Linked DNA regions of Mus musculus: region 1 is linked to region 2. The links are chromatin loops, found by intact Hi-C in ENCODE. Cell type or tissue: left cerebral cortex. All regions are shown on one strand. Each heading gives the region's core, and the rest is flanking DNA. Links, peaks and the distances in the headings are about the cores only. Region 1 holds the start of Id2 (inhibitor of DNA binding 2). Region 2 holds the start of Gm29835 (a long non-coding RNA gene).

What was found. Hi-C counts contacts between places; a loop is a spot of excess contacts. Peaks named below come from ENCODE experiments on the same cell type or tissue, not always from the same donor. Only the 100,000 strongest peaks of a DNase experiment are listed, where the experiment ranks them.
Region 1: it touches region 2 in a loop (2.4-fold over the local background); 2 of 42 quality-filtered maps call a loop at or near these places.

The regions. Positions count from the first base shown.
Region 1 is chr12:25,085,356-25,100,708 of GRCm38, forward strand. It overlaps Id2 (inhibitor of DNA binding 2), which reads right to left and starts at 10,737. Exons shown (of 3, transcript NM_010496.3): 1 at 10,308-10,737; 2 at 9,956-10,019; 3 at 8,444-9,221. The coding sequence starts at 10,655. The coding sequence ends at 9,963. In left cerebral cortex, for the core only: a CTCF peak has its summit at 7,078 (motif pointing right); DNase peaks (open chromatin) are centred at 7,079, 7,641 and 8,094; H3K4me3 peaks cover 1,068 bases; H3K27ac peaks cover 496 bases.
Region 2 is chr12:25,975,247-25,990,599 of GRCm38, forward strand. It overlaps Gm29835 (a long non-coding RNA gene), which reads left to right and starts at 3,797. Exons shown (of 6, transcript XR_381359.2): 1 at 3,797-3,955; 2 at 4,402-5,804; 3 at 11,076-11,081; 4 at 11,618-11,779; 5 at 12,021-12,478; 6 at 15,106-15,353. In left cerebral cortex, for the core only: no CTCF peak of the experiment used is centred there; DNase peaks (open chromatin) are centred at 7,516 and 7,771; H3K27ac peaks cover 1,229 bases.

The sequences.
Region 1 (15,353 bases), core at 5,644-8,143, 890 kb before region 2:
GGCAGGTACCTCATGGCGACACACGTTCTTGTCAGGGGTAGAAGGAAACTCAGAGACAAGAGGTCAAGGGCCCCGCAGATGAAGGCCAGTCTGCACATTGAACAGTGGAGCCCATGACTTGTCAACAGCTAGACTCTTGCAAGAGGGGACCAGAGAGTCCCTGTGTTGGGGACATACAGGGCCAGTTTGGTTTGCCTTTCAGTCTCTGTTCTCATCTTCTCTCCCTCTGCCCCCACCTTCCTAATCCTTCCCCAATGGTTCTCCTACTACTTACAAGCTACAGCTTTATTGTTATTGTTATTATTGTTGTTATTATTATTACTATTGCTATTGTTTACCTTTCCACACATGGAAGAAATCACACACTGTTTGTCTTCTGAGTCGGACTTACTTGATTTAACACACTGACCTCTGGTACCCCATGTTAAATCAATTATCCTAACAACTCACCCTAGGAAGGCAGTGGTGACTGATTGGTTATCTCCTTTAGACACCTAGTTTTAGAACAAGTTGAGGGCCAACGAGATGGCTCAACAGGTAACACTTACCACAAAAGTCTGGAGAGCTAAGTTGTATTCCCAAAACCCTTGTAAAGGTGGAGGAAGAGAGCCAACTCCACACAGTTGTCTTTTGACCTCTACGTGTGTGCATGTCAACCCACTGGTGAGGATAAGACCACTACCACAATTTTTGAGCCGAATTTGAAGCAAGCTTAATAAGAGAGGAAAACAAACACCAAGAAGAAAAAAGATGCTAAATCCATTAATCCACGGCAGTGTTAGTTCATAGTTCAGCAAGGAAACTTCTAGGTAGCCTCCAAGGCTATGGCCAGATGGGCTAATGAACAAATGTGTATGTAATCACACTAGACCTGATGCTTAGTTTTCATCAACTTGACATGACTTAGAGTCACCTGGGAAGAGGGGTGCCTCCATTGAAAAGTTTGCCTCTATCACTTTGGCCTTTGGACAGGTCTGTGGGGGCATTTTATTTATTAATAATTGATGTGGAAGATCCCAGCCCACTGTGGGCAGTGCCCTCCCTAGGCAGGTGTTTCTGGGTTGTATAAGAAAGCAAACTGAGCCTGCAGGTGGTGCATACCTTTGATCTCAGTACTGCAGGGTGAGGTCTGGCTGGGGTTGGAGTCGAGGTAGGAATCCGGTGTGGGTGCAGGGACAGGGGCAGGATATCTCTATAAGTTTGAGGCACGCTAAGGATTCATAGTGAGACCTAAGGAGAAGGAGGAGGAGGAGAAGGAGGGAGACGAGGAGGGAGGAGGAAGAGCAGGAGGGAGAAGGAAGGTCAGGAGGAGGAAGGGGGTGGAGGAAGAGGAGGAGGAGGAAGGGGGTGGAGGAAGAGGAAGAGGAGGAGGAGGAGGAAGAGGAGGAGGAGGAGGAAGAAGAAGAGGAGGAGGAAGGGGAAGAAGAAGTAGAGGAAGGGGAAGGGGAAAGGGAAGGGGAAGGGAAAGGGGAAGGGGAAGGGGAAGGGGAAGGGAAAGGGGAAGGGGAAGGGGAAGGGGAAGGGGAGGAAAAGCAAGCTGAATAAATCCCTGTTGAGTACTCAGAGTTTAATGAGCTGTTAAGGGCGCTCAACAGATAAGCATGCTGAGAGGCACAGACATGGAGCCCTGGCTTGTGAAGTTTCAGAGGGAGGCAAAAACTTCATCCGGGCTGTTGGTGTTTTGGATTTAGAATCTTGGAAGTGAAACCTTTGCTTTATTGGACAACTGATGTTCGTTAGCTGGAGCCAAAGAATCAGCTGTGGTTAATAAGAGACCAGCATCACTGAGGTAAAAAAAAATCTGGCAAGAATTTCCACAGGGTCAGTGCACAGAGCTGTGGTGCATCCCAAGCTGGCAGCCAAACTTGGTAATGTGTGGACTCTCCCACAGGGTGGTCTGGGCAGCGTGGAAGGAAGCTGGGGATTGAGGGGCCGTGGAGAGAAGCTGGAGCTCAGTGCCATGTGGCAGGATCAGAGTTCCTGAAGAGAGGCACCAAGTCTGTTGGTGACTATGTAGTCTCGGCTGCAGGGCAGATCCCAGCATCCTGGAGGTGCCAGGCCTGTGGAACCCAAGGCTAGCAGCAGCTATGGAGCGGAGCATTCTTAGCCTATGAAATAAGCTGTGTTTGCTTTCTATGAGTATTTGTTACTGCACAGTTGGATGGATAAACTATTACCTTGGTTAAGGCCGGGCATGCCTCATGTTGAGTTACTGGCTGGGATGAACGATTTTCATAGCTGCAGCCGTCAGCCAAGCCCTCCTCACGGGGTACTTGCGCCTCGCTTTCGATATTTTTCTTTCCCTGTGCAGGTTCCTCAGGCCTCTCTTCCTCGCATCTCTCCTTTCTTCAGGAGTTCCGAACCTGGATTTTAACCTGTACATAGTTTTAAATTTCAGCGTGTTAAGTCTCAAACCCTGGGACCAAAGGCTGAGGTGCCTATTTATATATCAGATCGGACCTGGTCTGGAGGTAATTCCAGCATCCCTCAGTCCCCGTCTGTTAGAGTATGGCTGGCAAACCCTGCCACCCCACCCTAAACTTCTGCTGCCCAGGGACTATGTGCCCTTCCCCACATAATCCAGCCGTTTTGGTTCCTTGTGCTTTTTGTTCCTTTGCCTGTCTTGGCTGCTGTACCTCCCCCCCCCCCACCCCATAGTCCAGCCCTATCTGCCCATGTCCACTCTGGACTCTCCCAGATGTCCCTGCTTCTGGCTCTGCTCTCCCACACATCTACAATAAACGTTTTTCTTCCACCACACCCAGGAGCACTCATCTCCTTTCCTTCCTTGGGTTTCTTTTTTTTTTTTATTTTCACCCACAGTGACCATATTACTTGTATTTTATTCATTTTGATCTCTTTCTGTCTTTATGTAGCACTTTGTGGTTTTCTTACATTTTCAACCAGTGTATTTTTTTCCTGATCACTTTTCTGTTCGTAGTTTAGATTCTCTACATTGATTTCCCCCTTTGCTGTGTGTGCTGTATATCCTACACAGTAAATCGTTTCCAGTGCTGGTTGTATCTTTTTTGATTATAACTATCTTTCACGAAGCCGTTAGATGAGAAATCCTGTGCATTTTCTCTACAAAAGCAAAACAAAACAAAACAAAACAAAACAAAACAAACTCCGCTTTTGTCAGTCGGGTCCTCAGGGTGTCGCTGGCTAGAATCTTACTTCCATCTTAATGAACTCTTCTTAGCATTAACATTGCTATAGTAAGTGGGTCTGTATATGACTCTCTACTCTAGATCAGGGCAGTCTGGTTGTGAATTTGAAAAGAAACCTCATTCCCATGTTGAGATGGGCATGAATCCCAGGTTCTTTAGTATCTAAAACAAAGGGACACGTCACACAGTGACCACGGTCAGGTGTGCTTTTAGAAAAAGAGTTGAGCATAGAATACAGCGCAAAGGTCGGAAGTTGGCTTGAGTAAGCACAGAGCTTGTTTTTTGTTTTTGTTTTTTTTTAAGATTTATTTATTATACATAAATACACTGTAACTGACTTCAGACACACCAGAAGAGGGCATCAGATCCTATTACAGATGGTTGTGAGCCACCATATGGTTGCTGGGATTTGAACTCAGGACCTTTGGAAGAACAGTCAGTGCTCTTACTCGCTGAGCCATCTCGCCAGCCCCCATTGTTTTGTTTTTTAATGAGTTTAGGCGGAGGGAGGAGCTGGTCCTCAGGGTGAGGAGTGGGGTTAGGATTCTTAGCTTGATTGACAGATGAGCTGTTCCTGCATTGGGCACGTGCCGCCTTTCGTCTTAAGCACATGTATGGTCCATCACACGTACATCATGGGATGACTGTAGAGAGACTGAGTTGTGTATCGTATGGATGCATTACTTATCAATTAGAAAGCCCATGGCCTACGGCTTAGGCAGGAAATAGAAGGTGGGGCATCTTGGAGGAGAAGGAATTCTGGGAGATCACCTGGGAAGATGTGATAAAGACAGATGCTTGGTAACTAAGCACAGGTAACCAGCCGTGTAGCAGAATGTAGGCTAGAATAAACAGGATATTTTAAGTTCTATCTAGTCAGAGAAGAACCAGGCTACATGGCCAAGGTGTTTGTAAATATATTTTGAGTCTGAGTCTTATTTCTGGGAGCATGGGGCTGGGAAGAAGAACCAGGGCCTAAGTTCAACAGATGGCAAATAGGGACTTCCCCTGACGGGTCACTCCAAGGACAGTAACCTCACAGAGCTAGTGCCCAGTACTGCTGCCTCATTTATCTCTCCTACCAGGAAATGCCTGACTCCAAATTACTCACCCTAGGGGCCTCTCTGGGGGTATCCTACAGGGAGGGGCAGACACATTCTTCTAAGAGGAGCTACCCCAGGTACCTGGGCTATTTTACTGGTATATTACAGATCCATTCTACTTTATGGTTTGATCCAATCTGCTCCCCCAGTTTGCCACATCTTGTTTTTAATTGGCCAAAGTCCCAGTTTGTTTACAGGAGTCACCTTACCTGGGGCTGGCCCAAGTATATGCACATTGCTTACTGCCGCTGTTCTCCCTCCTTCTCTCCCTTCCTCCCTCCTCCCTTCACCTCTCCTCCCACCCCCATAGTATGTGTCTGTGTATGTTTATGCCCGTGTGTATGTGTGTGTGTGTGTGTATGAGAGAGAGAGGAAGAGAGGAAGAGAGGGAGAGAGAGAGAGAGAGAGAGAGAGAGAGAGAGAGAGAGAGAGAGAGAGAGAGAGCATGTGCCCTTAGAAAAGCTCCACCCTCCTGCAGTCTTGGCCTGTTTTTCTCATGGGCCCACTTCACTAAACACAGTGACCACCTCCAGGCTTCTTTGATCATCTTGCTGCCATTGCTTACAGGGTCCTTGCCATGTCCTCATCTTCCTGGGGAGATGTAAAGACTCACAGACAGAGGAAGGATCCCATAAAGCTGAGCCAATGAATTTATGACAGTTATTTACTTACAGGATTATCACCCAGGCAGTCACGGGCAGGGGTTATACCACCTGGAAGCCTGTGGGCAGCCTGGGTGGCAGAAGGCAGGGCTGATTGGGATCTCAGGCCAGGGTCTTTTGGCCTCTTCCCGTTTTATATAGGACAACCTCCAGGCTCACCTAGATACCAGTTGGATTGTTCTGCTTAATTCAGACTTCAGACCAAGGTCCTCTATAGGCCATCACCATTGTTCTGCTTGAATAGCAGTGCCAGGTAGGTCTAATGCCAGAGGACACCCAAGCCTGGAGCCCCCTTTCTAACAGCAAGTGATCAGAACTTTACTTATTTATTTATTGCTTTTTTTATTTTTATTTTTGTTTTTTTTCGAGACAGGGTTTCTCTGTATAGCCCTGGCTGTCCTGGAACTCACTTTGTAGACCAGGCTGGTGTCCAACTCAGAAATCCACCTGCCTCTGCCTCCGGAGTGCTGCGCCACCACGCCCGGCTGTGATCAGAACTTTAAAGGACACATGGGGAATCAGGCTGAGGAGTTCTGGGGCAGAGGATCATTGAATTTAAGAATTTCTATATCAGCTTTTCACTAGCAAGAATAATACAGTCATTGCTGTTAGATTCTAACCTGGAAGCCCTTTCCCAACAGGGAGCACGGAGAGACTAAAGTGGTTTGTCCACTGACTGCACCAGTGTGTATGGACCAGCTTCTGTACTATGGAGGGACACACATCTGCCTGTCTCTTAAGGATCTTAAGACAGCACTGGGCACTGGGAACAAACTAACCTACAGTATCGTTTGACACCAGTGTGACTATTATTCTAAGTGCAGGGCAGTGCAGAGAAAAAAAAAAGTTCTTTATTTCTCAAAATTACAAAGAAGGTACTGCATTAGCAGAATCTGTAGTAGACATCACCACAGACTAAAGAAACAAACCCAGCATCGTGCTGGAGACGGAGTTATCTTAGAAACCACAGCTTGTTAATGGAACAGAGAAAGCGTTCTGAGAAGAGTAAGGTCAAGGGCTGGGGGTGTAGCTTGGTGGTGCGTGCCGGCCGTGTATTATCAAGGCCTTGGGTCTGATAACTAGCACTATAAATAAACCAATGTAAGGAAACTTAAAACTTACATGGTGAAAAATATCAGCAAATGAAGCATGAGAATGTTTAAATTTGCCTCAATGTTATGATTTTAAAAATCTCAAAATTCAGGCTGGAGAGATGGCTCAGCAGCTAAGAGCACTGACTGCTCAACCAGAGGTCTTGAGTTCAATTCCCAGCAACCACATGGTGGCTCACAACTATCTGTAATGGGATCTGATGCCCGTTTCTGGTGTGTCTGAAGACAGCTACAGTGCACTCATATGTACAATAAATAAATCTTTTTCTAAAAAAATCTCAAATTACTCAAATTTAGAAGCTGAAAGAATTTTTGAAACTGATAAAATGTGCACAAACCCTCTAGACCTACATCTTATTTAGAGGAAGAAAAAAAAAACCAAACCTGGCATTAAGGTCTCGCGTAAGGAGGCTTTGTTCATTTTTCATTCCGATAAAGCAGCGGTCCGTAACCTTACCAGTGTTGCAACCCTTTTATGCAGTTCCTCACGTTGTAGTAACCCCCAATCATAAAATTGTTCTTGTTGCTGCTTCATGAGTGTAATTTTGCTACTGTTGTGAATCATAATGCAAATATCCGATCTGCAGGATATTTAAGATATGACTTCATGAAAGGGTCATTCAACCCCAAAGAGGTCACGACCCACAGGTTGAAAACCACTGAGATAAAGTAACACTTGGGGCTCTGGTTAAAAGGCATGAAGCAATTAAGGAAAAAAAAAAGTTAGGGACAGAAGTGCGGAAGCATGCTGCCAAACTTTCTGACCTAACAACTGTGCAGTCATTTTTCCAGTCACAAACTGGTAGGCGGGAGATAGCATAACTAGTAAGATGCTAATTGGCAAATAGGTTGTACGCAGTAAAGAGGTGGAGCGGATTTATATATTCGTGCTAGCGGCAGTCTTTAGGGATGACATCAATCATTTTCAGAAGGCTTGGTCAGGATAACGCTGCTGGCCACCGGCTCCCTGCATCCATGCCTGTGTACAGCAGAACCGTAGGCCAGCGGCGATCCTCATATTTGCCAGAAGGTGGCGCTCGGCCTCCACGGCGCGACCAGCTGCAGTTAGAAGTCCCCTCCAAAGGAGCCACTTTCCCCCAGGCTGAGGCTGATTAGAAGTCATTCACGTGTCGCTGGTTGTCCAGCGACCCTACAGGTGCTCCGAAGGGGCCTGCAGTTCCGATGGCACAATTGTACTTCAGGGTCAAATCCCCAAAGCCATCCGAGGGGAGAATGAGATCCGGCAGACGTGAAGCTGAGGACAGGCAGGGTTGGGGCAGCAACTTGTTCTCTCATACTTCTCTCCCGCTTTGTGTGCGTGTGTGTGTGTGTGCGTGTGTGTGTGGCGGGGCAGAAGGGTGAGGGTGGGTGGGATGGCAGAGCGCACCTGGGTTGGCCCGGTGTGCATGCAGGGGCTATAGTAGGCAACAGGTGACTAGTGTATTGGGCGGCTGCCAAGGGCTCTCGCTCGCGCAGTCTCCAACCCAGGTGTAATGGGCAAAGCGTGCATCCCGGGTATATTCATTAGGGACAACCCCGCCCTGCAGGAAGGAGGCGGGGACCACCGGAACCGAAGCTGCCCCTCCTCCATTCACCAGGATGGATTCGGTGTCAGGGGAGAGGAAACACCGCAGCCAAGGCAGACTAGCAGGCGCCACCCAAACACCTGCTTGGCCTAGAAAGTGGCACCAGGTGCGACTCACATACTCGTACCTCTTGTCCCATCCTTTCTCTAGGCTGTGCCTGTCTTCCCTGGACTACTTTCCAGAACCACCCCTTCCCAACCAAGTCACTTGCAACTTGGGAACTAAATCTAAGCACCTATTGAATGCATATTCAAATTAGCGGCCCGGTGTCCTCAAGGCTCTGAGTTGGATGGAAATGTTGGTGATACCTTTTTTTTTGGTGAGTGGGAGGGGCTTTTCTCGCACCTTCCCTCCGTTCCTTGAGGTCCAGAGTGCAGTCAAGGGTGAAGAGCACTTAATAGCCACAGAACTGGGAGAGCAGCTGGCCCAGGCAGGCCTGGGTGAGCCACAGGTGGAGGAGACGAAGGACTTCTGGAGTTCGTGGCCAGGTTTAAAAGCGTAACCCCCAGGGGTGACCAGTGACAGCCAAAGCCCCTTTTCTCTCTGCTCCAAAGGTGTCTTTCTAGAGGGCACACCTAGGAACTCAAGGGGAGTCTTCTACAGTCCCGTTTAAAATCTAGTCCCAATGCACAGGCACAGAGCCACACTGCTAGGTGTGTTGCGTTTCCAGTCCCCATCCCTCCTAATGGCAACAATGTTTCAGTCTACTGGGCCGCCACGGGACACACATGTGATAGAGGGGGTGAGAGAACAGAAGGAGGTGCCCCAAGCAAACACAAGACACCTCAAAAACCATTCAGAATCCCGGCATTGATGTCAGACACATTTTATTATAATCTTAATACAGTCTACATAAATTTGAACTGGTATTTATTTGGGTTCAGTTATAACATAGCATAAAAAAAATCAAAGCACTGGTTGTCTGAAATAAAGCAAGCAATCAACATTCAATAAACACACTTGATTTATTTTGTATAAAAGGGTTAAGTTTACAACTAAACTTTTATAAAAAGTTTAGCATAAGTACGTCATTACATTTTAATGCAGAAATAGGTTATTTCTGCCACTATACAAGAAAACTCTAATTAAAGAGTCCACAAGGTTCACTCAATATATATATATTTATATATAAATATATACACAGCATTCAGTAGGCTCGTGTCAAAAAGGCCATTTCTGACCGAAGACTTCATTTAAGTAACCGAATACTGGGTCCTTCTGGTATTCACGCTCCACCTTTGTGAAAAGGCAAAGTCTGCTTACATTGGGCAATTCCTTGTGATTTTTTTCTTTTTTTTTTAACGTTTTCGCTCCCCATGGTGGGAATAGTATATAAAGAAAACCTTCCAACTGTAGAAAGGGCACTGAAAGTCTCTCATAAATAACGGTATCACAGTCCAGGCCGGAGAACGACACCTGGGCAAGACGATCATCCTTAGTTTTCCTTCCGCTTTCTTTTTAAAAAGGTCCATTCAACGTGTTCTCCTGGTGAAATGGCTGATAACAAAAGTCTTAAAAGATCTTGTAGACTTCTTCTTGTGCAAAAGAAAAAGAGAAAGTAAAAAGAAAAAAAAAAGTCCCCAAATGCCTGCAAAAGATTGGGAGAGAAAGGCAGTTTAGGAGAATGTAACCTAAGGGCAGAGGCGGGCGAGCCTGGCGCCGAGGAAGCCACAGTTTGAGCATTTAACCAAACCCTGGCGTCCAGATGCGGCACACATACCCGGCCCCAGCAGCACAAATTAAACATGAAAATAGCGGAGACTCCAGGGGAAAACTTCCCAAACCCAGTCTCCTATTTGGATCTCTAACAGCCCGCTCACAGGCGCCAGTCTGCTTCTTGTAACAATTATTTGATTGAAAACAGCCCTTTAGTTAACAGATATGGAAATCTGGATCCCAGAGCACAGGGGTAAGGCTCGGGGTAGCCGTCTTCAGCTAGCCAGAGAAATCTCAGAGGACTACAGTTTTGGGAAAAGAGAATCACTATGGAATTTGTGGCGATAAGATTAATTACAGCTGAGGTTACCACCTCAGTGTACCGCCACTGGGCTCATAAAAGTCAGCCACACTTGGTCCTGACACCTTCATAGTAAGTTACTGGCATTTCTTTTCTTTCTTTTTTTTCTTTCTTTTCTGTTTTTGTAAAGGCAACTGTTCTGTAGTCCTGAGCAACCACAGCTACAAGCCCCTTCATGCCTATGTGGTAAGTCAAGCGGCACCCGTAACACAGTGAAGTAAGCATGCATTTACCAAACCAAACATTTAACAGACACACAAGCACATTACCGAAACGCGCACACAGGAGGCACCCGCAACACTCACCATTTATTTAGCCACAGAGTACTTTGCTATCATTCGACATAAGCTCAGAAGGGAATTCAGATGCCTGGGGAGAAAGAGGATAAAAGGCAGGATATTAGGTAATCTTAAAGGAAGGTAGCCCCCCTCCTCCTTTCACAAAAGTGCCAACAAGTCCCATGAAACAGGATCATGCTACAGCGCAGATCCAGATGCAACCCACACAGAACTTATAAGTAGCGATTTCACATGACGCTCAATATACAGTTTCCTCAAAAATAAAGTTAATGAACCTGTCTCTACGATGGGCTTTAAGAGTGACAGCTCGGGAGACCCGGAGCGTCTGGGCAGTGGCGTACTTGCAAGCTAGTCTCACCTGCAAGGACAGGATGCTGATGTCCGTGTTCAGGGTGGTCAGCGGCGTCCTGGACGCCTGGTTCTGTCCAGGTCTCTGGTGATGCAGGCTGACGATAGTGGGATGCGAGTCCAGGGCGATCTGCAGGTCCAAGATGTAATCGATGACGTGCTGCAGGATTTCCATCTTGGTCACCTTCTTGTTCTGGGGGATGCTGGGCACCAGTTCCTTGAGCTTGGAGTAGCAGTCGTTCATGTTGTAGAGCAGACTCATCGGGTCGTCCACCGGGGTTTTGCTCCGGGAGATGCCCAAGCTGTGGTCCGACAGGCTGTTTTTCCTAACGGACCTCACCGGACTGAAGGCTTTCATGCTGCTCGTAGGAGGAAGACCGGGAGGGAGCCGCCACAGGGGGCTGAGCTGACTGCGCGGCACCAGGCTCGGTTCAGAATGAAGCGCGAGCCGGGCGGGGCGTCTTTTATGTGCACTCGCCCTGGCCGCTCAATCGGGCATCCCTGAATTGCCATTGGTGGAAGGGCTCCCGTCCATCATACCAGGCGAATTCTCCCATTGGTGAGTATGAGCTCTCGGTTCTTCCGCGTTCGCAGCCAATGCCTGTAGGGTGGGAGGAGCGGGCGAGAGCCCAGCTGGGGTGGCAAATTGAGTACAGTGTGCGCTGGGCGCCCAGGGGGCCTGAGTGTGCAATTGTGCCCGCCTTATTCCAATTCCCAGAGCTGGCAGGACCCCTGCCCCGGGGGTGTGCCCGGAGCTAGCTATACCCGCCCCCAGGACTTCCAGCAGCCCCACTCTCTCCGCACAGCAGACGGGAAGTCACAGGTCGCTAGCGTTAGGGAAGACAGCGACCGTGGCAGAAGGGAAAAGAAGCGCGCTTTTGGGAAGTCACATTTGTAGTGTTCCTTCTTTTAAGATAAAGGAAAGCTATTTGGGGAGGGGGGGGGAACCTACCCACATACACGTCCACGACAGGTTTAGCGTGAAGCTTTGCAACTTGGAGCAACGCGGGAGGCCTTCTCGGAAACTCAGTGACACGAATTGTAGGAACACTGTGCGGTCTCCCTCAGACCGCAGAGGAGCCCCGAGGGACCCGGTGCATTCGGAACTCCCCCCACCCCCAAGAATGAGGCAGGGTTACTATAATGACTCCATTAATCGAAGGTCATTAGTGGGGTTTGCACACTGGAACTACATTTACATACACTGCCCTTGGTCTGTGCCCTTCAGTGTAGGTGGCAAAGTGATGCGATTAATTATGCACAAATCGTGATTTCTGGTGTCACATTCCAACACTTAGAGCTCTTGGGAAGCTCTTTGTCAGGTAGGTGGTCCTAGCTATTGACTGACAGCTTATCGCTGTTTTTAAAAGAAAATTCTGTTACGTACGAGGTTTGGAATCTTTCAGCACCCTTCCTAGATGCAGCCACATTTTGAAAAAGTTTAGAGCTCTTGACTCCAATGCTTTAATTCTGAATTCTTGTTTTGCTGAAGACTACCATATATTAGTCGTGTATTAAAGGAAAAAAAATATTTATGTTAAGCCCAAGAAAGGGTTTTTGGTCTGAATCCCCCACATCCTCTGAATGCAATAAAGAGGAAGAATGCAGAATCCAGGCAAAGCTCTGTGTGGAGAAACAGTATTTTCCCTTCAATTAATGATTAATTCCTCAGCTGGTGGGCCAGGCGGTCTCTGACCTCCACGTGACAGCCATGTGCCCCAGGGCTTCTCTCTAAGGAGGCAGAGTCCGGTGATGTAGAGGCGGTAAAATCCGTCCATCTCAGTTTGGAGACTGCAGAAGGACTCTGCCCTGCAGGAAAATCTGCGCAAGGCAAGGCTTGCAATGCCTCCTGCGACTCAGCGACAGTGTTCGATTGACGACTCGCCTCTGTTATTAAGCCTGGAAGTGATTTACTATCTGAGTCCCCCCCCCCCCCAACAGTTCGAGCCTCTTGATGTACTTTGTGTGCATGTGTTTCTGTCACATACGTGCCACAGCGGAACAGATTTTGTTTTGACACTTTTGGTTCATGATGTTATACTCTGAGTATTTTACAATAATAGCCAATGTAAACAAACATCTCTGGGATTCTCAAATTATTACTTATGATTCTTGGACATTGCATCTCTGCGGTACTGACGCATTCTTAGCTTTTTCCAAGGACACCGTATGTTAGCACCCGTGCCAGCCTCATTATCCCAACAGAAAGGCCCTGGGCTGGATGATAATGAGCGCTGTGCAGCATCGCTCCACACACTGGCAGCGACCACGCATGAGCGCCTTCTCCCAAGACCATTCCTGTACCCTGATATAGTAAAATTGCTAAATATGGTGAAAGTTTTCTGGCGTTTCTTTCTCTGGCTGCCATGCCAGAGTCCAGTCTGCCGAGCTGCGCTGAATCCGATTCTGTTGGCACACTACCCAGTTTTTGCATTCATTTAAAGATCATTTTTAAGGGGATTGTGAAACTGTTTAAGTTAATGACTGAAGAGGACCGAGTTACCAGTAAGTCTGTCACAGCAAGCCCGGGCTGACATTTCTTAAAATTATGGTCTGGGTCTGGGGATTTGGTGGGAGCCCCTTTTGGGGCAGCTTATAATGGCATATAAAAATCTGTCCATTGGTGTGGATGTGGATTTTCATCAGAGAACCCTGGAGTTCAAATGGCCCCAGCTGCAGGACGTGCCCAGCTGCAGTAAGGGCGGGATCCGTGGGTGGTGGGAAGGTGTGAAGGGCTTCCGGCGGGTGTGTGTGTGTGTGTGTGTGTGTGTGTGTGTGTGTGTGTGTGTGTGTAGATATTGGCCACCCCAGCTACCTACTGGGACGCCCCCCATTTAAAGCAACAGACCCGCTTGGAGTTGCCCGAGCCCTGCTACCAGGCCCCCAGATCCCCCACCGTGTCCAGGCCACGCGCGGTAATCAGAAGCAGGTTCCTGCTCAGCCACCTTGGCTACTATCCCCGCGTGATGCCACGAGGGCGGGAGGAGCCGGCTCGGCGCGGGCGAGTCTCAAGGTCTTCTCTGCACATCTGGCGCAATTGGGAGCTCTCGCCTTTCTTCCCCTCGGTTTTGTTCTCACAGCTGTGTCCATTCCGCCCGTGACCCCCCGAGTGATCCCTGACAGGTGATGAATTGGCAGCAGCGGCGGCGGCAGCGGCGCGCAGGCCAGGCCGCGGCGGGGCCGGAGCCGGAGCCCCGGAGCAGACTCTCTGGCGCCAGGCGCGTGACGCCGCCCATTCACGCCGCCCTGCAGCCTTGTCCTCGCGGCGCCGCTCAGGCGGCTGCCATAGCAACCGCGCCGTCACTCAGCGCGCGCGCCCAGCTGATCAATGCCTGCAAGGCCCGGCGGTCCCAGGCTCGCCCTGACCGGGCCGTCAGCCTGCGCGCACCTGCAGCCTCTGCACGTCTTAAGTTTCGAGTGATTTGGGGGAAGAAGGAAGACCAAGAAGAAAAGAACAGGGAAAAAAAAGGGGGGGGGGTAAGAGAGGAAAAAAAAAAGGTCTGGAGAGGGAGAAGAAAAGAACTCTTCCTTGGCAGAAGGGGGGCACGGGGGGTGTAATGTGGCTTAGACCTTGCCAAAGCAAAAGGTTTTGCTTTATTTCATTTGTTTTTGCAACAGAGGCGTGGAGCTGGCGGGAGGGTAGAAGTGAATGCAAAGGAGGTCACTGTCTCATCGCAGGACAAGATTTAATTATTCCTCTGGATCTTCTTGTTTTTCGCCTGGATGGCTTTGACTCCAAAAGGAAAAAAAAATCTTTGAAGGACCCTTATCCTCGACCCGCCCACCCCCACCCCGCGCCGCGTTCTACTGACATCCTCTTAGGAACCCTTAGTGGTTATGCAAAGAGCAGCAGACTTTTCCAGAGCGGCCCCACCCCCACCCTGAGAGATGGTGGGATGCATTGCTGCCCCGGTCTTCTGGCCTCTCTGAGACTCAGCGTGCAGCTCCCGCAACTGCGTGCTCATTTCCGCTACAACAGCGGCGGGGGGGGGGCGGGGGGGCAGGCCTAGCCCCCTCATAGTGCTGAGTTTTCTTCTGACATCACCTAGAGTCCAGAAACTTGTAAGTCAGCCTGGAAACGCAGATACCTTCTCTGTCCCGGTTTATCTTAAGGGGAAAGCTCCCTTTTAGGAACCAGATGCCAACATTTCCGGATAGTTTATGGCACCGGGATCCTTCAAGGGTGCTCATCCACCGCTGAGAGTGTTGGCGGCAGTTTTTCATCGCCTGTCCTGCAGAATCACCCTCTGCCGGCCCTAAAACCCAAGGGTGAGGGTGGGAGTGCTGGGGACTTGGGGGAGGGGTTGCGGCGCACAACCCGCCAGCGCGGTTATCTGGCTTATCCGAGTTTGTTGTGGTTTTCGAGGAAACAGCATCTGGGTTGTATAAGGATTCGAGTTTTTGCTTTTCGTGTTTATTTAATACCTTGGCAAGAGGGAGCCCTTATCCTGAAACCAGATAAACCGAATTTGGGTTTAAAAAGGCCTTAGATGAGGAAGGCTTGGACTGAAGGAAAAGGAGCAAAGCCACGAAAAGCAAACAAGACGATGTTTGTTTTTCTCTTTGGGGTAAATTTTTTGAAGACTCGTACACTTCGTGTCACACTCAGCTAATAAATGGCATTAGCGAAGCGCCGCAGCTACTACAATGGCTTAGCCTTAAGTTGGCCCGCCCTTGCCTCGCTCGCCACAATTCCGACCTTAGCTCCTTCTAGGATTCCCTCACAGTTCTGTTTACCTGCAGATCTCGAGCCCCAGCTTTAAAAAAAAAAAAAAAAATCGTGCCAAATCCAATTGCTTGCCACTGTCTGATCCCCTTTTAGAAAGATCATTTTTCAGCCTGGTTCAAAGAAAGCCAAGTTTGGGAAGTTCGGCGGAAGGGTCCGATTTAACTATGGAGCGCCGCAAATATTTTGTTACCAACACTGTAAAGTGCTCCGCTCCGATTTGCGGCCGCCTTTGGCATTCACAAAGGATTTTCCTGCGACTTTTATTCCGGTCACCAAATTTAAAAAAGAAAACTAACTGGACGGAGCGATATGTCTTGGTAAACAATC
Region 2 (15,353 bases), core at 6,044-8,543:
CCTTTCGCATTCTAAAGACATCAGCTCAACAACATCTCGACCAGCAAAACCCCCACAAAGGCATGAGAGGGGCAGGAACAAAGCAGATACCGCATCCTCCAGAAGAATGTGTGCGAGCTGTGTGCACACCACACAGGTCATCATCACCGTTTTTGTCCTGCACTCATTTTTTTTCGACTCTGAAATTTCCCGTTGATGCAGAAAGTTAAGATGGCTCCGTGAAACAGCAGAGTTATACAGCCTCAGAGAGAAGGGGAATTATTTTTAGGCAATTTAATTGCTTCTCATACAACTTTTCAAACTATGTAACGTCTATGGGAACCTGATCTGGGGAACCCTTGGCAGATTGTCTATTTGCCACGTGTGGCCAGACAGCATCATGGGAAATTCACCTTGTGAACTCCGTGCTGGTTGGCAAGGCTAGAAGCTGAGATGTGTGGAGCCCAGAAGGAAACCAAAGCCCAAGCTTCCAAAGGCAAAAGCTGTTGAGCTCAGTACTCACCCAGAAACTCTAACAATATCTTTGCAGTATTTGCAATCAAACCTTGTCTGTGTTAGGCAAGTGTTGTATTACTGAGCCACACTCCCAGCCCTGAAATCTGAGAGGTATTTCTTGAATTTTATTTTCAAACAGGGACTTTCTCAAGATAATAAAGGGTATTTATTTTTATCTTGAGCAAATAACATCATGCTCCATATTCGAACAGGATAAGGGCTGGGATTTTCCATTACTCTCCACCACGGAACCAGAAATACTAATTAGAGCAATTTAGGCAGAAAACACAAATGTAAGGCGTTTACACTAGAAAAGACGAAGCACAAATTTCTTTTGTGACAGAACGCACTATACCAGATTCATAAAGCTCTAAAAGTTTACAATAAAGCAAGCAGAATAATGAATCTATACAGAAAAATTTCAAGGTAAAAACCTACAAGCATCACTGCCTTTCAATATGCCAGAAAAGAACAGCTGAACTACAAAAAAGAAAGAAATGTTTCATTTGCTATAGACCATAAAGACAATAAAAAAAAAGCTAAAAATAAATTGGACCAAGATGGCAAAAGACTTGTACGTTGAAAACTATTTTAAAACTTTGATGACATGAGTTAAAGAATTTTAAAGACAACCACGTTCGTGGGTTTGTAAAATATGAATATTGCCAAATAACTGAAGATTCAACATATTCTCTATGAAGCTCAAATGTCCACTGGTAGAAATATTGCAGCTAAGGTGATATTATCAGGGGAAGCTTAGCATTGCTGAGTGTGATACCTGAAACATCAGAGAGATGGTCATTTATTCCCAGTTTTTCTTTTGGGCTTAAATGGCTCTGTTAATTTTTGATTCATTGAGAAAAATGCAAAGTGAAAAAGTATCAAGTTTCACTTGAAGTTAAAGATGTTAAGAATCCAAAGAATGAGTGTAGAAGTATACTTTCTCTGAAACTACGTAAAAGTGTAAAAAGCTCTTTAACCAAACCTATACTGAACTTAAAATATGCAAATACATGTAAAATTATGCAAGTCTATCTCAAGAATTTATCATAAACATAATCTGAGAGAAATATGTTGATTTGATACACACTATCAAGAGACAGCTGAAAACCACACCATTTTCAAAGAGAAAACAGAGTTAGAGGAATCATACTTCCCACCTCCAGGTTTGCTGTAAAGGTCCAGGAATCCAGACTCTGTGTTAGAGGCCTAAGGACACACACACAGAGAACTCAGAGCCTATGCATAGCTTATGTGGCTCTGACTGACTGATTTTTGACAAAGGGACCAGGTGTATTTATGGGCAAGGAAAAGAATTCTGTTGTTGTTGATTGTTTTGTTTTGTTGTAAATAGTGCTGAAATTGAAATCCTACTTGCAGAGAATAAAGTTAGACTTTCCATCACATATATAAAATTGACTCAGAATGATCCAGACTATCAATATAGAGCAAAGGCATAGAACGTGTAGGGAAAAATGTCGGCATCAGCCTCCCTAACCTTGAGCTTGTCAGAAGATCTTAGCTGTAATGTAAAGTCGAACAAAAAGAACTGGCAGACTTCATGGAGATGATGAATCTTTGTATGGAGGTTAACATTACTAAGAGTGTTAAGATTCATAAAAGTTAGCATGACATTTTGAATATATTTTATTATGTGAGGAAAAGTCTGAAAAGACAATGTAGTATACAATTTCGACATATTGGGTAGAATTTGGAAAACAAAGCCATACCTTCTAAAGCAAGGCTCTTAATGAAAGCATGGACATTAGCTTACACCAAACAACAATAATATGGTGGATAAGTTCAAGTTTGACCAGCATAGTTCACCTCTGCAGGGTGCTAATAGCACCAGGAGATCTATTCAGTTTCTTTTCCCAATCCTGTGATAGAATCCTGACAGAACAGCTGAAGGGAGAAAGAGCTTGTTTGGCTTTAGTTCTTGGGGAACTAAAAGCCATTGTTATAGGGAAGGCACAGCAGCAGGTGGAAGGCAATGGAGACAGGGACAGAAAGTGGGCAAGTCACATTCCATAGCACTCAGGAAATAGAAACAGGAAGTAAGGCCAGGATACAAAGTGTCAGGGCCCTTTCCCAGTGATCCACTTCCTTCAGAGAGGTCCGACCTCTATAACCTTTCCAGATATGACCGCCATCTGGGGACCAAGTGTTTACTCATGAGATTTACTCATGACACTGTGGGGAGACAAATCATGTTCTACTGATCTTTTTTATTTTCTATAAAGCTAAAACTTACTCTAAGAAGTAATGTCTGGCACCCGAAACCAAACCAAACCAAACCAAACCAAACCAAACCAAACCAAACCAAACCAAACCAAACCAAAATACAGTGACAGAGTTGAGGAAATGGAAACCTGATCATAATACACTCGCCCCCATTTTTTTGAGATGTTTTCACAGTGACCCTTTGAACTCTGTCACTGTCTTCATTTTTTAAGAACATGTAACAATTTATAGCTAAATCATTCCTTAAATGTTTGGTAGTGTCCACAACGTGTGAGCTCATGGTAATCTTCACTGTGCCTTTTTACCCCTCAAAGTACCACACCACAAATAATTACTATGAATATCAAAATGAAACAAAACCAATTAAATGCGGAGCCAATCAAACCAGAGTGGTTTTCATCCAAACTCAATCCACATGTCGGTGTCTTGGACCTAATCCCACTATTGACTGTGAGTTGCATATGCCTTTCATAAAACTGATTTTGATCAAATACTTTGTTTTGTTTAGTTTAACATGGTGCCTTGATCTGTGTCCCTATCCACTCATTCCACCAAAATGATCCAAACCTCTGCTTCTTATTACACTACGTCACTGTAGCTCAGAAAGTCATTTTGTCAATAAGGGATTGTTACTGCAGTAAAGATTTATGGATTTTTCCAGTGCAAGTTAGAGTGATGTAAAACGCGAGTGACTTGAGTTACTTTCATATGTGGGCATTGATTTGCAGAGTTGAAGATCACATTATGGGATTATTGTTCCCTTTTGTGAAGGGGTTGCTAACAGTTGTTTAAACATTTTGCGGTATCAAAAATGTTCTGTATTTCAACTAAACCTACCTCCCTAAAACCTCCCCCTTCTGTGGCCTGTTTTGAGTTATAGAATTACAAATATTCAAGTATCTTTTCAGGACACTGTTCATATTTCTTTTAAGATTCAGTCCTACAAAAATGGAAGGGCACGTACAATCTTTGTTTTATGATTCCCCACGGCTCTTTAAAGAAAGTCCAATGCTTTTCCAAAGCAGTTTGCTGGATGTTCATTTAGTCCTGTGAACCGCTCAAACCACTAGAAGCAGGATGGACTTAGAAACTCGTGATGTTCCCAAGAAACAGACAATACATGCAATCAGTCAGAAAATAAGTGCAGAGTGAAGTATGAGCAAATAACAGACTGCATGGAGAAGGAGGAACATTCGCAAAGAAAGAGAGCTTGAAGGTGAGGTGTTATTATCTCTTAGAAGGTAATTTTTTTTGTAGTTTGATGATAATGATGATGATGATGAGGAGGAGGATTTTGTGTGTGTGTGTGTGTGTGTGTGTGTGTGTGCCCATGCATGCTTTTAGGATGTGTGTGCACCACAGTGCACATATGAAGGTCAGAAGACAACTTTATGGAGTTGGTTCTCTCCTTCCACATTTACATGGGGTCAGTGGGTCGAACTCAGATTGTTGAGCTTACAGCAGGTGCTGCTATCTGCATAACCATCCTGCCAGCACCACAGGCAACATCTGGGAAAAAGCTGTGATGATGAAGAGGTAATGAGATGATGAAGAAATGTTCATGAATGGTAGAATAAGGCACAGGTGTCCAAGGATATAGATGGGCGGGAGCTTGTTTCTTACTTGTACTGACAGTGACAACAAATAACCATTTCTCTGCAGTTCCCCAAGACAGAGTCCTCCAGAAGATGGCAATGAGAGATGGTATCTGAATATGCAGGAGGCCACATCACAAATGAGAAACTCCAAGTTCAGAAAACCTCCATCTCTGACAGTCAGAAAGCATGCATGACCTTGCTTTCCCAGCCTTCCCATTTGACTGTTCCCTGTACACATGATGCTGTAAGATATTCTCCAAAGGCCTTGTTCACAAGACAAGTAGACACCATTCTCTAGGGAGGCTTGTCCTGCCACGGTCCCACCCCTTACTTCTACAACTAAACCCTGTGTTTTTATTAGGGGGACAAATGTCACCCAGCTGTACACCTGAGGCTCCTGGAAAGAAGGTATGTTAGGTAGTCTAAGTAAGACTTTTTTAAGTTTCCAAGTGTAGATTCTATAATGATATTTGTTGGAACAACTGAATGATGGAAATCTATATGGTGTCTTATTTGCCCATACCAGAAAAGTAAGTACAGTGTGTGTTTTCCTTCCAGTTGATGAGTAGTATTCCAAGGAATGGGATGGGGAAACATTCATAGGTGTTTGTTTGTTTGTTTGTTTGTTTGTTTGTTTGTTTTTTACAGAAGTTCTGCCAAGCAAAAACCAGGCTAGGCTAACTCTTCATTGTTTAGAATTCTTTTGTCAGTCAACGTTAGGGTCATCCAAAAGAGGAAGGGCTAAATCACCACCCTGTCTTGAGGGGAGGCTAAGCATACTTGAGGAAAATACAGAGAATTGGTGTCTCCTTGCCTCCATTATTTGGAGGTTGTGAGGTATCCCTACATCAGATTCCTATTCTTGTCCCTAAAATTTGTTATAAATGTCAACAGAAAACAACACTAGTCTGGTCAGTTGTTCTTGTTGTTATTGTGGTGAGATGTGTGTGTGTCTTGGCTTTTTTGTTTGTTTGTTTGTTTTTCAACGTTTCCACTTTTCAGTAATGCAGAAGAAAGTTCAATTAAAGTATTACCTTGACCAGATTGGTTTGTGGTTGAGTCTGTGATAAATTGTCTTGACTGATTATTAATGTGGGAGGACCCAGAACACTGTGGCTGGCACCATAGCTGGCTAGATGGGCCTGGGATATCTACATGAAAGCTGGCTAAGCAAACTAGAGAGCAAGGTTACATGTCCCTCCATGGTTTTTACTTTATTTTCTGTTTGAAATCCTGCCCTGACTTCCTTCAGTGATGAACTCTGACATGGAAGTGTAAGCTAAATTCTTTCTTTGCTTGAGTTGGTTTAGGAGGGGGCATTCATCCCAGCAACAGAAGGAACCCAGAACATGCACCTTAACGCCCACACTCTGAGCACTGAGTAAGCTCCAGGAGGCATAGTTGCTACTTCCCACTGAAACAGCTGGGGCCAGGCCAACTGCGTTCTTCAGTAGATGGACTCCACAGGTAAAGCAAAGCCTTCTGGGCTTTCCTCTGTACTCTGTACTCTTTCAAAGGGTTCTACCCCTGTTGGTGTTTCATGTCATAACCAAAACTGTCAGGAATGCAGGATGTGTAATTTGTCTTCTTGTAAACTAACAGTTTTAGTCAACCACCATTTAACCGATGCTATAAAAACAATTGAATAAGCATATAAATGTGTGTGTGTGTGTGTGTGTGTGTGTGTGTGTGTGTGTGTGTGTATAAGCAAGATGGTTCAGGGTCACAAATGAAGGCTGTACCAGAATGTCAGCATATCAGATCAGTTGCTGGAGAAGTATCCCTCAAGTAGCAATGAAGAGAGAGCTGGTTGGCCCCTGACAATACCATGTCTACTTTTATAGAGTGACTACTTACTGAGGCCATCTGAATGTTTTACAGTGGGCAGTAAGCATGCCTTTTGTTCCAGAGTGAGAGAGATGTTGTCCCAGTTGCCCAAGGTTGTTTACTGTACAGATGTCTTTGAATAAATGGTCCGATGCTCCACAGTTCCCACCTCTCTCTTAAATCATGAAGAAATGCAGAAGAGTGATGGAAAGTTGTCCCCCACCAAACCTCATGGTAGAAGACACGGCAATAAAATGTGTCTGGAGATCCAAGGTGGACACACTTGGAAGAGTTCAAATGAGAGAAAGGAGCTAACTAGTGTGGAGATAGAAGGGAAGCAGAAAACGAGGCAGAGTCCTCTTGTAAACCCTTGCAGAAAATCACAAAGGAAACTGAAATTCAATTTCCTGATTTTTACTTTATGAGGTGTAAGTACCAAAAAAAAAATTACCTGATCATGCAAAATGCTATTAATCTAAACACAGGTGTAATTCGTGTTTCACTGTCACCGCTCAAATCAAATTTAGGGTATCCTACTCTTTCTGTGACAGAAAGGGCAATGATTTTCACTATTGTAGGCAAAGTAATTGCAATCAAAATGGAGATTCCAGGACTTGGCTTCAATAACATGTTGATGATATCACCTGCTCTTCATTTCAGATTAATCAGGGAGACAGGACTGCACTACCACCAGGAAGGGAGCTGTGAGAGTAGATGTTTATCTTGGTGCGGAGGTTAGACTTCCACAGTGAAGCTGACTGTTGGCCTCCACAGCACCAAGGAGAAACCTCTACCTTGGTGTCGAGGGTGGACCTTTATCACAGATCTGAGGATAGACCTCTAACACAGCATTGAGGATAGACCTTTACCAAAGTGCTGAAGATATACCCCCACCTCAGAACTGAGGGTAGACCTCCCACCCACAAGGTAGAGATAGGCCTCTACCACAGTGCTGAAGCTAGACCTCAACCTCAGAGCTGACCTCTACAGCAGAGTCATGGGATATGTTGGCTGTATTGAAGCAATTATAAGGCATCTGTTCCCCTTACTTAACTAGAGACACAATTTAAGTTAAGGAGCTGTCATATTCCTTAGCACTTTAAAAACTAATATTTGTCACAGGAAACTTTGGAGGGGAAGAATTCTGATGCTTATAACCCTGCCTGAATTACAGTGTGACTGAACCGATCGCTTCTGTGTGAGTTCAGCCTTATACCCGCATTCCCATCTTTACTTAAAATAAGGACTGCACTTCCATATATGAGATGCAAGGCACAGAATGTTGTCTGAGTGTTTCCAGAGAGGAAAACTGGTCTCATCTCCCTGTGGCAGTGTGCCTGTGAGGCCTGTGCAGTCCCAGCCCTGCCGAAGATTCAGAAGGGCAACCAACCTTTAGAGCAGAAGTGAGAACTATTTTTATACTGCAAAAGTCTTGGTTTTATGTTTATTTGTAAAATTCTGGCAGCTATTTTGAGATGTTTCTGAGTTGCAATAAGAAACATTATGTCCATGAATTTGAAAAAAGAGGGAAAAATTAAAAATAAGAACGATTTTAGCGTATGGATTTTTTTGAAAAAATTCAAATTCATTATCAAACAGATTTTGATATTCTTGTGTGGGTTGTGTGGGGGATGTGTCTCTCCTTGCTGGCTGTTTCTGGAAGATGCTTAAGGGGGAAAATAACAATCTTTTTAAAAGATTCTGTGTTCTAGTTTTACAAAGTACATTTTTAAACTTGTTTTTAAAAAAAAGTTTGTCTGCAAAGATGATGGCTTCACACTGACTGAAAAGGAGAGAGCTAGAGGCCAGTGGAATTCTGGGGTGAGATACACATGAAGACCAAGAACAAATAATTCCCAGGGGCTTTGGAGACAAGTAATGAGAATGGATGACCTAATTTCTTCAGTACAGACAATGTTGCCCTCCAGTGCTGTAGTATAGGTCTAGCCTTAGCATTGTAGCAGTGGTCTATCCTTAGCACTGTAGTAGAGGCCAACCTTCAGTTCCATGGTGGAGGCCTAGCCTCATAGGCTCTTTCTTGGTGATGCAGGAGTCCTGCCTCCCTGACTGGTTTGAAATAACAAGCAGGTGATATCATCAGTCTATTATTGATCTTTCTGGCTCTAAATTTAGACGGGCCACTTGTGTGGCTTTGACTCCTCACTTAGACTTTCAAGGTCTGGATGAGACTTTAGGTTGGGTTAGTAGATGTGTATTTAAAAATCAGGGGCTAGGGATATTGTTTACCCAGTGAAGGCATTGTCAGGTAGTCATGGAGACCTGTGTTCTACCTTCAATACATGCAGGAAAGCCTGGTGTGGTGGCATGCATCTGTAGTCCCAGCACCAGGGATATAGAGACAAGTGAGTCATGGGGGTTTACCTGGCAGTCAGCCTATTTGTTAAACCTCAGTCCTCTATTAGGCAGCCATGTCTCAAAACACAATTTGTACAGTTCCGAGGAATGATATACCTGAGTAATACGTCTGAATTCCATAAGCACACCTATAGAAACATAGACACAGACACACAGATACACACACACACACACACACACACACACACACACCCCTACACTAAGGACCATGTATATGCAGAAATAAATATTGTTAAGGGTCATATTACATTCAGTGGACATAATAATATTAGCTACTAATAACAACTACTATTTCACCTGAATGCATCCCAGGTACCAAGCTTTTTTAAAATCAACCCTATGTGTGAATGTTGTGGATAATCACAGCAGCCATGTTTTTTCTGTGAAAAAAAAAATGAAACAAACAAAAAAAATATTACTTCCAAGTGAAATGTGTTGAGTGCAAAATTAGTTCTGTCTGGATTCTAAATCCACTCTTGTTTTGTTATTACACATTCTCGTGGTCTTTGATTCATCCCTATCACGAGTTCTTAAAAAAAGAAAGAAGAAGAAGAAGAAGAAGAAGAAGAAGAAGAAGAAGAAGAGAAAGAAAGAAAGAAAGAAAGAAAGAAAGAAAGAAAGAAAGAAAGAAAGAAAGAAAAGAAAAGAAAGAAAGGAAAGAGGGAAGAAAGAAAGAAAGAAAGAAAGAAAGAAAGAAAGAAAGAAAGAAAGAAAGAAAGAAAGAAAGAAAGGAAGGAAGGAAGGAAGGAAGGAAGGAAGGAAGGAAGGAAGGAAGGAAGGAAGGAAGGAAGGAAGAGAGAAAGAGAGAGAGAGAGAAGTCAAAGTGAAGTCCAGGCTGGTAGTTCCTCCAGAGTCTGAGGTGCCCATCAACACACTGAGAAGCATATCCAGTGTTATCAGTATGAGACCTGGTGAGGAATGAGGAGGAATGTGATGTTTTCTATGGAATTTATTGCTGAGGCACAGCCCACTTTGCATTTGTTGACTGGTAATTTGCTATGAAAACACCATGTGGCATGCCGCTGTTACCAAGGTGGCAAATCCTTTAACTTTTCTGTGATCAACTTGTTCCCAGCATTCTCAAGACATAATTTGGTACCTATTTACGTGTTTGATGCTTGTACACTTTGAGTCCTGGTGAATTTCAAATGATCAGAGATAATGCTGTTCATTGATTTCTTATCTGTTCAGCATTTTCCATTATCAATTTTAAGTACTGGAAAGAATGCAATCCAACTCAACAGTATACCTAATGCCCACAATTTTGCAATTCCAGAGAACATGAGGGGCATGTAAATGTGATGGTGAGTAACTCTTGTTAACTTGACAACATCTGAGATCACCTAGGAGACAAGTCTCAGGGCATACCTGTGAATAATTTCATAGATTAGGCTAACTGAAGGTGGAAGACACACCTGAAATACTGATGGCACTGTTCCATTGGCTGGGGGCCCTAAATGAATAAAGAGGAGACGGCAATCATTATTCATCTCTTTGCCTCCTGACTATAGGGGAAATGGGACCAGCTGCCTTCTGCTCCTGCTGCCAGGCCTTTACCACTATGAAGAGCTGTTTGCCTTAGAACTGTTAACTAGAATTACTCCTTCCTTCATTGACTGGCTTTTGCTAGGTATTTTGTCACAAAATGAGAAGAATAAACAGAGGTTTTCTGTGCAATCTAAGTTTGGAAGGGCTGCGTACAGAGAAACGTGTTTAAGAAAAGGCACTACAGCTTGCAAAACCCTCAGTTCCTTTCTCAGGGGACTCTTGCTGTACTACCATGGCCAGCTGATTGCCCAGCTCTGTTAGCTGAAGAAGGCATGGGAACAACAAACTCTTTCAGGGTTGCAGAATCCTTGGGTCAAGTTTACAGTGTGCTATGCTTTGAATCTAAAATGATCCTGAAGGCTCCTGGGTTAAAGGTTGAGCTGTATCTAATGAACCCCAGGACACTTTTCCACTGCCATAAACTTTTGCACAGGCCCAAAGAAATGAGGTAGCCCATCATGGTTAACACTTCTAAAGCTTATCTCCTTTAACGAGTTTTTCTCTCTCATTTTATCACAGCAATAAGCACCAGACTACTGCACAGACCCTTGGCCATCTGATGCTTTAATTTCTGTTTCAAAAAAGCCTAAGTACCCAGGCTTGCAGAACCCCTGACCTGTAGATCTATCAGCTAGCCAATGTGTGTCACTTTAAACCACAATTTGGTACTCAAAAGAGAAAATAAATATTATCTCCCCTACCCTTGAAGTCTAAAGAGACCTGGCATTAGCCCTGATTGAGTGAGTATACAGGCTACTGAATGGTTTTGGATGCTCTCCATGTTATCTGGTTTTTGAGTCTTATTTCTCAGAAGTCTGATAAGGTCAGCATTACCATCCACATATCACACAGTGGGGGAACCGAGACTCTTCCATTTCCCTGGATACCAGGATCTCACTTAAGGAACTCAGGTGTGGGCTGGAGTTTAAACCTTTTGCTGAGATCTTCATCTCCATCTCGTCATTCTCCTACTTCTTCTCTACACAGCCTAAGGTGAGCACTAACAGTATGATGATTACACATAAAAAATATAAAGGAACACGCACTCATATTTCTAATGATAATGTGGTTAAAATGAGTATTAGTTGTAAAAAACAAGATTGCATGCTGTGGGCAGTTGTTCTTTTATTTCTACCGTTATATAAACACATAAATCACGTTTCTATATGCATCACACATATTATTTATTAACATGAGTGCACACACAGTTTTAGAGAAGCATTGTTAGTTCTCAAGATAGTAATTACTGTATACCCCAGACTGCTCTGGCATCCAGATCATCCTGCCTCAGCCTGCCTGTGCTGGGGTTATAGGTCCATACTACAGAGTGCCTGGATGTCTTTTATACTTAATTGCTCTCCTTCTCAGCAGGAGCGTATAGAAATTGTGTTATCCATCAGGATAGTTGCACAGATGAGAGAAACAGAGGCTCTGGAGTTCAAGCTACACAAGGCTTGCTAATGGAATTCTTGACTCTTAAATGGATCCATCAAAGCTTTGCTCACCAGATTCTACATTCTCTGAAATAGGAAATACGGGCTTGCTTCTCTTGGAGTTGGCGCCTAGTAGGAAAAGAGCTGCTGCTGTGAGTTTTCTCTTGACCACACCTCAAACTGCCAGGGTGACGGCATGATCAAAGACTGAAGAGGAACAGCAAGAGGAGGCAGGAGTGAGTCTGAAACACTGCTGCAGTGAGTGTCCATTTATAGCTAGAAATATCCCGTCTCACTCAGGGGTAGCACTGTGTGAGGGAGGGGAGCCCAGGCAGGGGTGCTAGCTGGCTGTGCAGAAGTTAGCATCCTTGATTAAATTACCATCAGGTCACTTTGCAGAACTTCAATAAAGTATTTTGCATTGCAGTATTAGCAGCATTATCATGGAAAGCTCACTAAGAGAGCTGAAAGTTGTAAAAAAAATGTATTATGTTTACAGAAGGACTACGAGAAGTCTTGCACTGTTCAGGAGTGGTCCTGCAGGAATGTGCCTTCTTACTTATGGGACTTTGTATATCCAGCAAAGACTTGGTTTGTAGACCTGAAACTCAGTTCTTTTGAAAAGGTGAGGAATAGTGGCCACAGAGCACACAGGCATTCTGAGGGAGGAAAGGGCTAATGTACGAGTGGAGGCCACAAAAGGCCTGTTCGAAGCTGCAGAGGAAGCAGTGCGTACTCTTGCTAAGGAGATAGTAGAGAGAGGCTTCCATGGGGCAGTGGGGAGTGGAGCTAGGGAGCCACTATTCCCAGAGAATCAAAGCTGATTGCTCCTCTAAATATTTATTGACATCTAAATATTCTGATCTCATTATTCTTCAGGATTCTTAGTATCTGTGGTCAGCTGATAATGTACATTCCCAAAGATGCTCATGCAGGACTCCCCAGCACCTCTTGAAGGTAAGCATTCACACTGAATAGGCCCTTGCAGTTATGATCACTGGATTTATTTTAGGAAGATTAGCCTGACCTCTCTGGGGGAGTCTCAATGAGATCACACTAACTTCTAAAGCCACGACAGGAAGATCAGAGAGGCCAGCTTGTGCCTAGAATCAGCAACTGGGGTGACAAGACCAGAAACCAAGGAATGCTGCAGCTGGCAGAAATGGGAAGAAACAGAAACCGTTTTCTCTGGAGCTTCCAGAAGAATACTTCTGCCAAGACCCAGCTGGAGCCTACATTCATTATTTTCCTCATTGCTGCTACAAAACACCTGACAAACTCGACATAAGGAAGAGTTTATGTTGGCTCGTGGTTTGGGGATCCAATTCCTGATGGCTGGAAACGCACAGTGAGGCAGCTGGTCACATTGCATCTGCAGCTGGGAATGGGAGCGCGAGATGCTGGTGCTCAGCTAACTCATTCTCTATTGCATTCAGCCCAGCACCTCAGTTTATGCATGGTGCCATTCACAGTTAGGCCATATCTTCCCTACTCAGTTAACCCAATCTAGAAACTCCTTCCCAGAGTTGCCCAGAGATTTGTCTCCAAGGGGATTCCACATCTACCAAGTTGACTGTTACTGTTGACTATAACTGAAGCCCCTAAGTTTACTTTATCTTTAATTACATAATTCAGTAACTATTTAATTAACTAATTTTTAATTAATTTCAGGCCTCCAATATGTCAAAAGTTTATGGATAAATTCATGTTGTATAAGACTGGTAAATCTGTGGTAATAGAAACCAGAAGGAACAGGATATAATACCCCTCCCCCACTTTATTCTATAAAGACCCAAGCTAACTTTGTTTTGTTTTCTCAGTTGGCTTGAAATCAAAAGAAAATATTAAGTGAGAGGTTGAGGAGAGATAGCAGAAGGTTGAGGGTAGGAGGAAAGAATCGGAAAGAAAAAGAAGAAAAAAGGTGAAAATTAAAGAGAAAAAAATAAAGCTCTGGTCAGGAACAAAAACCAGATAATTCCAAAAGTTTTTTTAATCTTTTAAAAGATATTATTGTGGTGTGTGTGTGTGTGTGTGTGTGTGTGTGTGTGTGTGTGTGTGTTTGTCTTAGTGCAGTTTCCAAAATAAGCCAGAAGAGGGCATCAGATCCCTGGGAGGTAAACTTATAGATGCTTATGAACTGTCCAACATAGGATCTGGGAATCACATTCATATCCCCTGCATGTTCTCAACTGCTGAGACATCTCCCCAGCCTCAATCCTTGAAAGTTTTGACCAGAGCATGCATCGGTGTGGTTTTCCTTTAAAGAGAGAGTTTTTGTTTGTTGTTGCTATCATGATTGATAGGGATGAGAAAATGAGTTCCAAATGGTACTGATGTGGACCTTGTGTCTGTCCCTAGTTAATGGCACTGGCATTGCTTTTGAGTAACATCTTCTCAGATATCTCACCAGCCCAGGACTCCCAGTGACCCTCAGAGCTTCTTCCAGACACTGTAGGTGCTGGGAGAGGGCAGAAACCTTGCCTACCTGCTCCCTGTCCCAACCCTGTTACTGCAACTGCCCACACATTATTGAAATGGTCTCAGATCTCATGTCTACCATGATTGCTACATGGACCTGCAGATAACTTCCTTAGTGCTGTTGCTAACAGCCATATGACATCCCTCCTTCCTTGGCTGTCCTTTGTAATGACATTGTGCACCTATTGCATATATAATGATATTTCCCATGAATATGTGCATCCTGGCTACTTCCTCCTCCTGAGCCTCTATATCTCAGCCACTTCTTAGCCAATAGCTTAGCCAGGGGCAGTACCCTTGATCTTGAATAGGTTCTCATATCTGCCTTTTTCATTCCCTTCTCGAGTGACAACACAAACACTCGTCCTGTCCCATAACTGTGACAGCAGCAGCGTTCCTAGAGACCCATTCTGTCCCATTTCTTCTCTACTTTCTGATCATACTCTCGTTACAGAAGTCAGAGACATGGTGGGTCATGACTGGGTTGTAATTGTGTCATGACTGTAGGTGGGCCTTACATTTTCAGTCACTCACTGTTTTAGAGGAGAATGGGCCAGAGATGGCTGATACCATATAGATTCTAATCTTCCAAGAACATAGTCCTCTGTTCACCCACATCTGCATTGGTTCCTGTGATTAACCCAAGGTGGTAACAATGACACATACTCCTTTCCTAACTTGCTCATCTGTCTTGGTTTCATAATGGTGCAACTCCAATGAGTACTTAGTGATGCTGGGGTGCATGGTGTCATGACAAAAACAGTAGAGGTAGCACTTCATGCTATTACACCAAGTAAAAACTCTAAGTCATCATGAGAGTTGTCAGTCTTCTGAAGTGCATCTAGCATGGTTGCTGGATTTAGCAAATAAAAATAAAAATCACTCAAGTAAATTTGGATTTCAGACATATAATGACACTTATTTTAGTAAAAGCATGTCTCATAATACTTTGAACATACTTATAATAAAATAATTATTCTTCATTTATCTGAAATTCAAATCTAACCAGGCATCTACACCTTGAACACCAACTTTATAGGTAGCCCCATGACATGTGGATGGAATGATAGTGACAGACATCAATAAAACACATTTGCCTTCTTTAGGAAAAACACCATATATCAGGGAAGGAGACATGGTCCATGGACATAATAAAAGGTTTGAAAGCAAGAACATTTGAGTTCTGGTCATTGGGAACTTACTTCAGCCTGGTACTAGGGCACATATGCGGCATTTGGATTTCAGACATATAATGTCTCAGAACACCCAGAAAAACACTCTGACTACTACTGTAGCTTGGACTTTTTTATCCCTTCAAATGCAAAATGTTCCACAATTCAAAACTTCTTGAGTG